Linked DNA regions of Homo sapiens: region 2 is linked to region 1. Evidence: chromatin contacts called from ENCODE Hi-C or POLR2A ChIA-PET data. All regions are on one chromosome and are shown on one strand. The core of a region is the stretch at or near the end of the contact, and the rest is flanking DNA. Distances in the headings are between cores, read along the strand shown. Region 1 holds the start of EPC1 (enhancer of polycomb 1). Region 2 has its middle 32 kb from the start of CCDC7.

What was found. A loop is a pair of places that touch in the nucleus more often than their neighbours do. ChIA-PET counts read pairs that join two places held with the same protein, here RNA polymerase II (POLR2A). Pooled maps may share reads with other maps.
Region 2: a loop to region 1 is called in a pooled map, with 2.5 times the contacts of the local background. The contact joins the enhancer-like site here to the promoter of EPC1 in region 1. A Hi-C loop is called at or near these places in 4 of 50 pooled maps. POLR2A ChIA-PET finds 5 or more read pairs at or near these places in 5 of 52 experiments (H1, OCI-LY7, PC-3 and 2 more).

Annotation. Positions count from the first base shown.
Region 1 is chr10:32,345,486-32,348,999 of GRCh38, forward strand. It overlaps EPC1 (enhancer of polycomb 1), which reads right to left and starts at 1,673. Exons shown (of 14, transcript NM_001272004.3): 1 at 1,278-1,673. The coding sequence starts at 1,430. It overlaps EPC1-AS1 (EPC1 antisense RNA 1), which reads left to right and starts at 1,879. Exons shown (of 2, transcript NR_104163.1): 1 at 1,879-1,990. RefSeq lists silencers at 704-983, 1,654-2,123, 2,134-2,263 and enhancers at 1,204-1,303, 1,324-1,383.
Region 2 is chr10:32,412,062-32,415,709 of GRCh38, forward strand. No RefSeq gene overlaps it. Among named protein-coding and RNA genes, the nearest start is that of CCDC7, 32 kb to the right of the region's middle. Within about 2 kb of position 1,575, at least 4 of the 41 ENCODE cell types and tissues checked have a DNase peak (open chromatin) inside an H3K27ac peak, as active enhancers do; they include PC-3, where a contact is called at or near this core.

The sequences.
Region 1 (3,514 bases), core at 423-2,922:
TTGTAGCACACAAATCCACGCGACTCCTGGACTTCCTTGAACTGTCAATACACTGCACCCTGTTTAAATGGCTGTACCTGAAAACCAAGGTATGCAATTCCTTAGGATTAGAAGTCATCAAGTTATACTGTCAAGGATCTGGGGGAAATGAGAGGAAGATTCTATTATCCTGGTGTCCGAACCCAACTTCCACAACAAGGTAAAGCCACAGCGATGGTAAAATGTCTATTAGTTGTCAACATTTACGTGCTGAAACCCACCCAATTTAGACATCTCAATATTAAGATTTCTGTGAATCAAGTCACTTAGTTTTAGTTCGGTTTTGAATAAGAAAGGATCCTCCTTCGAAATTTAGATCTATAAAAGTTACTTAAATTGGGTCTTTTCTCCCCCTATGTTGAGATACCAGAGAGCAGGAGAACTTAAATTTATTTTACAAATAGGTAAGGTTACAGGCTTCAGAAGAGAGAGGTACTCCAAACAAATCTGCAAGATATTCGCAAGGATCACAGAAAAAGTCAGGGATAGTGGTTTATTATCCTCCGACCAACTAGCTCTGGAGAGGGATGGATACAAACGTCCCAGAAAGAGGACACTGAAAGTAAGTCTTATCTTCTAGAAAAGTAAGTCGTCCGGGCAAACACGCTGCACCCTCGACATTTCCTTGCAGAGGGGGAGAAAAGCCTCATAGAGCAGCAGGCGACATGACATGCCCGTCTGAGGCTCCACGTGGGGGCTGCACTGAGCCCAACAAGCTTCCCAGACCATGGGGCAATCAAATTCCCCGACTGTGCACAGAACCTGCGCTCCCGGCCCGGGCAGCGGCGCGCAGGCCGCAGTGGCCCTGGAGCGCCACCCAGCGGCCCACGGAGAGGCCTGTAGGCGGGTCCTCCACGGCTCCCGACTCGCCGCACCCCCACAGCCACCCAGCCCGTTCCCCTCTCCGGATGCACAAGGCCCAACCCAAGAACTAAGACACAAAATGGCTGCCGGCAGCTTCGTCACGTGACCCCTTTGTGCCTTTCGGGCCCCCGAACTCCGCGGGACCCGGGTACAAGTGGCCAGGGTCAGCGGGTGGCCTTAGAAGGGGCCCCGCTGGGCCGCGGCGGCCGGGGGTCGAGGCTGGGGGAGGCGGGGTATAGGCCCGGCCGGCGACTGAGAGTCGGCGGCGAAGAGAAGATGGCGGCCATTTTGTGTGGGTTTGCTGCTCCGCCGCCGCCGCAGGCAGCAGAGGGAGCGGGCCTGACGGTGGGTCGGACAGGGGAGTTAACACGTACCGACTCCTCTTCCTTCTCCATTCCGGTGGGCATCTGCGGCACGGCCCTGTTTATCGAGGCGTATTCGTGCAGGTCGGGCAGATCCTCACAGCGGAAAACCGGCAGCGGCTTCGAGGCGTCTAGCGCCCGCGCCCGAAACGACAGTTTACTCATCTCAGGCGCAGCAGATACCTCTCCGCTCTGGGGAAACGGCCCCGGCCAGCGGGATCATGGAGAACCGGGGGTTCGGTCCCCACTCGCCAACCGCTGCCGGGGACTTGAGGGGCGGAGCGCAGAGCCCGCCGTCCGGGCACTAACACCAGCCGGGAGGGTGGGAGGCTGTGCCGCTCCGCTCCTCTCTCGCTCGCTCTCTTCAATACGCCATGGCCAACATGGCGGACATTAAAACTCCACTGTGCGCTCTTCAGCCAACCCCAGCCATTCCCCACACTGCATCGCGCAGCGGCGCGGGCACGCGGGCGGGGGGAGGGAGCGCGGGCTCGAGGCCGGCGCCGGCACGAAGCGCGCGTCCCGCCAACCCCCGGCACCCGCCGGCCTCGCTTCCCGCGCCTCGCTGCTCCGGGCCCCCGCCCTTCGCGGGTCCGGGGGCGGACAGGGCGGACTGGGCGCTCGGACACCGGGCGCCGGCTCTTGGGTCGTGCTCTCCTGCAGCGCACACGCTCACTTTCTCACGCTCGCTCCCTCCCGGCGCCGCTTTCTGACGGGCGAACAAGGTGCGGGAAAACTCTCTCCACCAGCACGCCGCCGTTTGGAAAGGCAGCTGGGGAGAGTGGCAGGCGGGGCTCGGGCCCCGGGCACCTGGGGCTCGGAGGGCTCGGACCTCTGGGGTGCTCGCCAGCGGCTGCCCCGGGGCCACGGCCGCCCCCACGGGGCTTCGGAGGGGCGCTCCAGAGGCGCCGCGCGCCGCCGTCTGCCGCGGGGGGCGAACGCACAGCCTAGTTCCCGCGGCGCCTTAGGTCTTTACGATAAAAATACAAACTGAATTAGGGGCAGATGCTACTTTGAGTAAACTTTTATCAGCAGTTATTTTTATGTCCTAATGCAACTTTGGATTATAATGTTTTATAGGCACCGCATCAAGTCATTGATCCGTTTCCCACGCATTGGGCTTAATATAAATGATAGGTATCCTATTCTACAAAGTAGATTTTTTTAAATCCTGCATTTTCATCTACACATATTTACTTTTTAAATAGTAACTGAAGCAAAGGAAATTATTACCCACCACTATAACATTTAAAAGCAAGATCTACTTCAGAATTTAAAGCCAGTTCTTTATATCTAGCTCATGATTCTGTACTCAAAGAGACTGCGGCTTCATCATAGCCGTGGGTTCACACTTTCATCATTTGTCCTCTGAAAAACTTTGTAACATTGAATCATATAAAGACCTGTCGTACTCCCGCCAAACAAAAAGCTGAATTATTAGATTTAGATGGATATGATAGATGGGTGGCATCGGTTTATATTACACATGAAAATGGGTATCCTGAGATCTCTTCGTTGTTGTTGTTGTTAATAGGGAAGATTGTTGGGGTGGGTTTAATAAATTGGCAGCCAAATTTCAATTCGAGTTTCAATTTGTATCTTAGTGCACAATTTTGTATCTTGTGCAACAAGATACAAAAAGATACAAAAATGTTTTGAGTTGCTTTTCTCCCTGGGAACTACGTAGTAAAAGTAATCACGCTCCTTAAATACTGGGCTTGATATGAGCTGTCACTAGCTTAGGGCACACAGGCAAACTGCTAGCCTCCAGGCTGGTTTAGCCAGCTCCCGCGGGGTAGGGAGAAAACAGGACGGATTGCAGTTCTCCAAAATTATACTTAAACTCCGATATTGGCAGCTCACTTAAGTGAGGCATAAGGACGTTCACCTGCATTTCCTACACAGAGACCGTGCCTTTATTCATTCAATGAGTATTGAGGGTGTGTATTGAGCCCTCATAGCCTTCCAAGTCAGCTTGGCACCCACAGGGCTCCTGGAGGAGCTTACACAGTGGGGAGAAGGACCCGCGAATGGCAACTGCCACACGGCGAGCTAAGTGTTATGGTGGAAGCCCAGGCCACTGTGGGAAGGGGCAAGAGTGGCGCCCAACCCAGGAGAGTAGTTCTAATGAAGTAGCAAGGGAAGACTTTTTGGAAGAGATGATATCTGAGTAAAATTATGTAGGATAAGTGTGGGTTAACTTTGCAAAAAAAGTAAAAATGAAGGGAAGAAAGGTATCTTAAGACAAC
Region 2 (3,648 bases), core at 325-2,824, 66 kb after region 1:
TTCATGTAATTTTTCCAAAACAAAGGAAATCTGTTCCAAGGGATAATTGATGTCACTACTGCTTGTGGCAGAAAATGTCTGGCAACTTTTAAATAAAACTTTTTCAGATTGAGAACAAAAGAAAACAAAACAAAAATAAAAATAGAGCCCTACTTTCACCAGGCACCCTGTAGCAGCCTGATGTGTTAACTGGTTTTGGAAAAGAACCCAAGTGATAGTCTTGATATAGAATATTGGGAGTGCTGGGATCCACCCAGAAGTTTCTTAATGCTCTTAAGTGGGCAATGCCTGCTATCTGATGCCAAAATTTCACCAGAGGAAAAATGATGCCCCACCATTAATAGACTAAAATCAGCAGGATAAAAACGACAAGTAGTAAATGTTAGGTTGTACGCTTATGTTAGTCAATTTCACACATTTTACTAGCATAGAAAAGGGAGAACTGGTGGTAGAAGTTGATGGGAAGGATGGTTAGGCAGTTTTAGCAAATTTCAAGTTTAACATGAGCAAATAGTGTTAAGCAGTTATTAAGTAAGCAGTGCAATCTAGGACTCTATTAATAGAAGTGTACTGCTCAGATCCCAGTGAGTAATGGACGCTTTATACTTTTGTGGTCAGCCCTTATTTGGAGTTCAGAGGTAGGTGCCTCGTTTTGAGAGGTATGCTGAAAAACCTCCTCCAGGGAGGATAATTATAGGGGATTGGGTTGTAATTTCACTTGAAAGGTTCTAGTTTTTTTTTTTTAAGAGAAAAACAGTCTGAATTAAATTTTTAAAAATGCTAACATTTATTCATTGTAAGGGGTAGGTACATGAGAGTTGGGAAAAAAAATTTATACTTTATAATAGTAGCCATAAATACTTTCCCAACTTAATCACCACTGATAATTTCTCACTAATCTTGTCATTAGCCTCTTGTTTTGGGCATGCTCATTACCTCTTTTAGTGACTAGGTTCTTTTTGGCTATGCTACATATGCCGTTCTCTATATTAGGAATCCAATTAATATTTATATTTGCTTTTTGTTTTATTTTTATTTTATTTTATTTTATTATTTTGTTACAGGGTCTCATTCTGTCGCTTAGGCTGGAGTGCTGTGGTGCGATCTCAGCTCACTGCAACCTCCACCTCCCGGGTTTAAGCGATTTTCTGGCCTTAGCCTCCTGAGTAGCTGGGATTACAGGCACCTGCCACCACACCTGGCTAAGTTTTGTATTTTTAGTAAAGACGAGGTTTCACCATGTTGGCCAGGCTGGTCTCAAAGTCCTGACCTCAAGTGATCTGCCTGCCTAGGCCTCCCAAAGCACTGGGATTACAGGCATGAGCCTATTTTTATTTTTTAAAATGTAAAAAATCCAGTAAGTATAGATTGAGCATTTTCCAAATCCCAGATGCATTAGCTGGGGCAAAGGGTAAGTCATGGGAAGAGATCCAGTGATGCAGCCTAAAGAGCAAAGAAGTTTATTTCCCTTCCACATAATAGTCCAAGGTGTCCAGTTCAGGTGAATGGGACAGCTTTTCTCTGGGCAGTCACAGAGTGACTCAGGTTCCTTCGGTGTATGGCTCCACCATCTCTATGGCCTTGCTGTTGTCTGCGTGGAGGCTGAGTCAGAGTCCTGTCTGGGTTCTAGTCAGCTGGGAAGAGAGAAAAGGGCAAGGAGAAAACATAACCACTTCTAAGACAGAAACTCAGAAGTGTTCATCATCACTTATGTTCATTACCCATTGCTAAGAACTTAGTCACCAGTAAGTAGGTCATCTAACAGAAAGGGAGGTCTGAAAATGTAGTTTAACCACATGCTCAGGAGGAAGGGGAGAATGAATTTTTGGTGAACCACTGCAGACTAGTCTCCACCTTACTAGATGATGCACTACGTGCATGAGAATTTTCCCTTCTCTTCTTTCTCTATCCAGGACACTTGTTCTCTTTAAAATCCACTTCATATCTTCTAGGATACATTTTCTAAATAGACAATCCTCTCTGCATTTTAAAATTATGTCTATAATATAAATTTCATTTTATTCAACATCTTTAAATCTGTCAATTCGTATTGATTAATACCTACTGTGTGCCAGTTATTACACTGACAGCAAGAATTAGGTAGTAAGGAAAATAGATACAGTTCCTGCCCCTCATAGAACTTAAGAGACCAGTGGGGGAAACAGATACTGTATATTTACTTAAGTTATTAAAGGCACAGTGAATAATTTTAAGTGTAATCTGAATTAAATGTATAAGTTAATTAAAAGTAGAAGTAGACGTCATGATGAGTGCTATGAAGGCATAGAACACAGTACCTTGAAAAATTATAAAGAAGGTTCTGTTTTAGACTGGACGTTTGAGGAAGGCATAGTGAACATGAATCAACTTACGTTTAAAATTTAGAATTACATCTCATTTGAATCTCTTTTTCTCAGCTGAGTGCAAAAGAATGCAACCAGGATGAAAAGAGTTCTAGAGAGGTGACATGAGAGGACTTCTCGAAAGATCCCTTGTCTTGAGAAAACTTAAGTACTGGCGGAGTGGGAAATGGGATCAGGGAGGCGGGGTAGCACATGTTATAGCGGTTTCCAGATACTGAGCGGCTGTCATACAGAAGAGAGACTACATTTGCTTTACTCCCAAGGATAAAACTAGGAACAATTAGAGGGAGCTGAAGAGATGAAGCTTTTAGATCAATAAAAAACAAACAAACAAACAAAAACACACACACAGCAAACCAAAACGTTCCATCAAATAGAGTATCTAAAAGACGATCTCATTAGATGGTGTCATTCCACAGAGGTGGAATGACAGTCTGTCAGGCACACTGGGGAACAAATTCCTAAACAGGATTAGAAGTTTACTAACACAGGCCGGGCGCGGTGGCTCACGCCTCTAATCCCAGCACTTTGGGAGGCTGAGGTGGGTGGATCACGAGGTCAGGAGACCATCCTGGCTAACACAGTGAAACCCCGTCTTTACTAAAAATACAAAAAATTAGCCACGTGGTGGCGGGCGCCTGTATTCCCAGCTACTCCGGAGGCTGAGGCAGAAGAATGGCGTGAACCCGGGAGGCGGAGCTTGCAGTGAGCTGAGATCGTGCCACGGCACTCCAGCCTGGGCTACAGAGTGAGACAACGTCTCAAAGAAAAAAAAAAGAAGTTTACTAACATAATTGCTCAAATCCTTTCTAAGGTTTTTCGGGATTTTCCTTCTTTCATGCACAGTATACCGATTAGTAAGGTAAAAACATTGTAACTTTAGCTGTGAGGTCAGAAAACGTTGAACATAAAAAATCTCGAAAAATTATAATTAATATATTTTTTAAATTGATCTGTTTTGCTAATGATTTAGAAATAACTGTACAATAGTTTGGAGATATTAAGTGACTGGAGAATGGTATATAAGAAGCACATTTAGTGCTTTTTAGGTGCTAGATCCTAATCTACTCCGTAGGCTTTGAAACAGACCTACAGGACAGAATGTGAAGTAGTATAATATGTTCTCAGGCTGACATTTCTGTTAATGGTGTTTATCTTTATGGCTCCTTTTAGCAACATGGATGGTAAATGTAATTGGTAGAAATGTATAATCACAGCCAGAGGATATTATTAAATAAGAAAAATACAGATGCTTCTCCTCTTAATGAGGTTATGCCCCAATAAA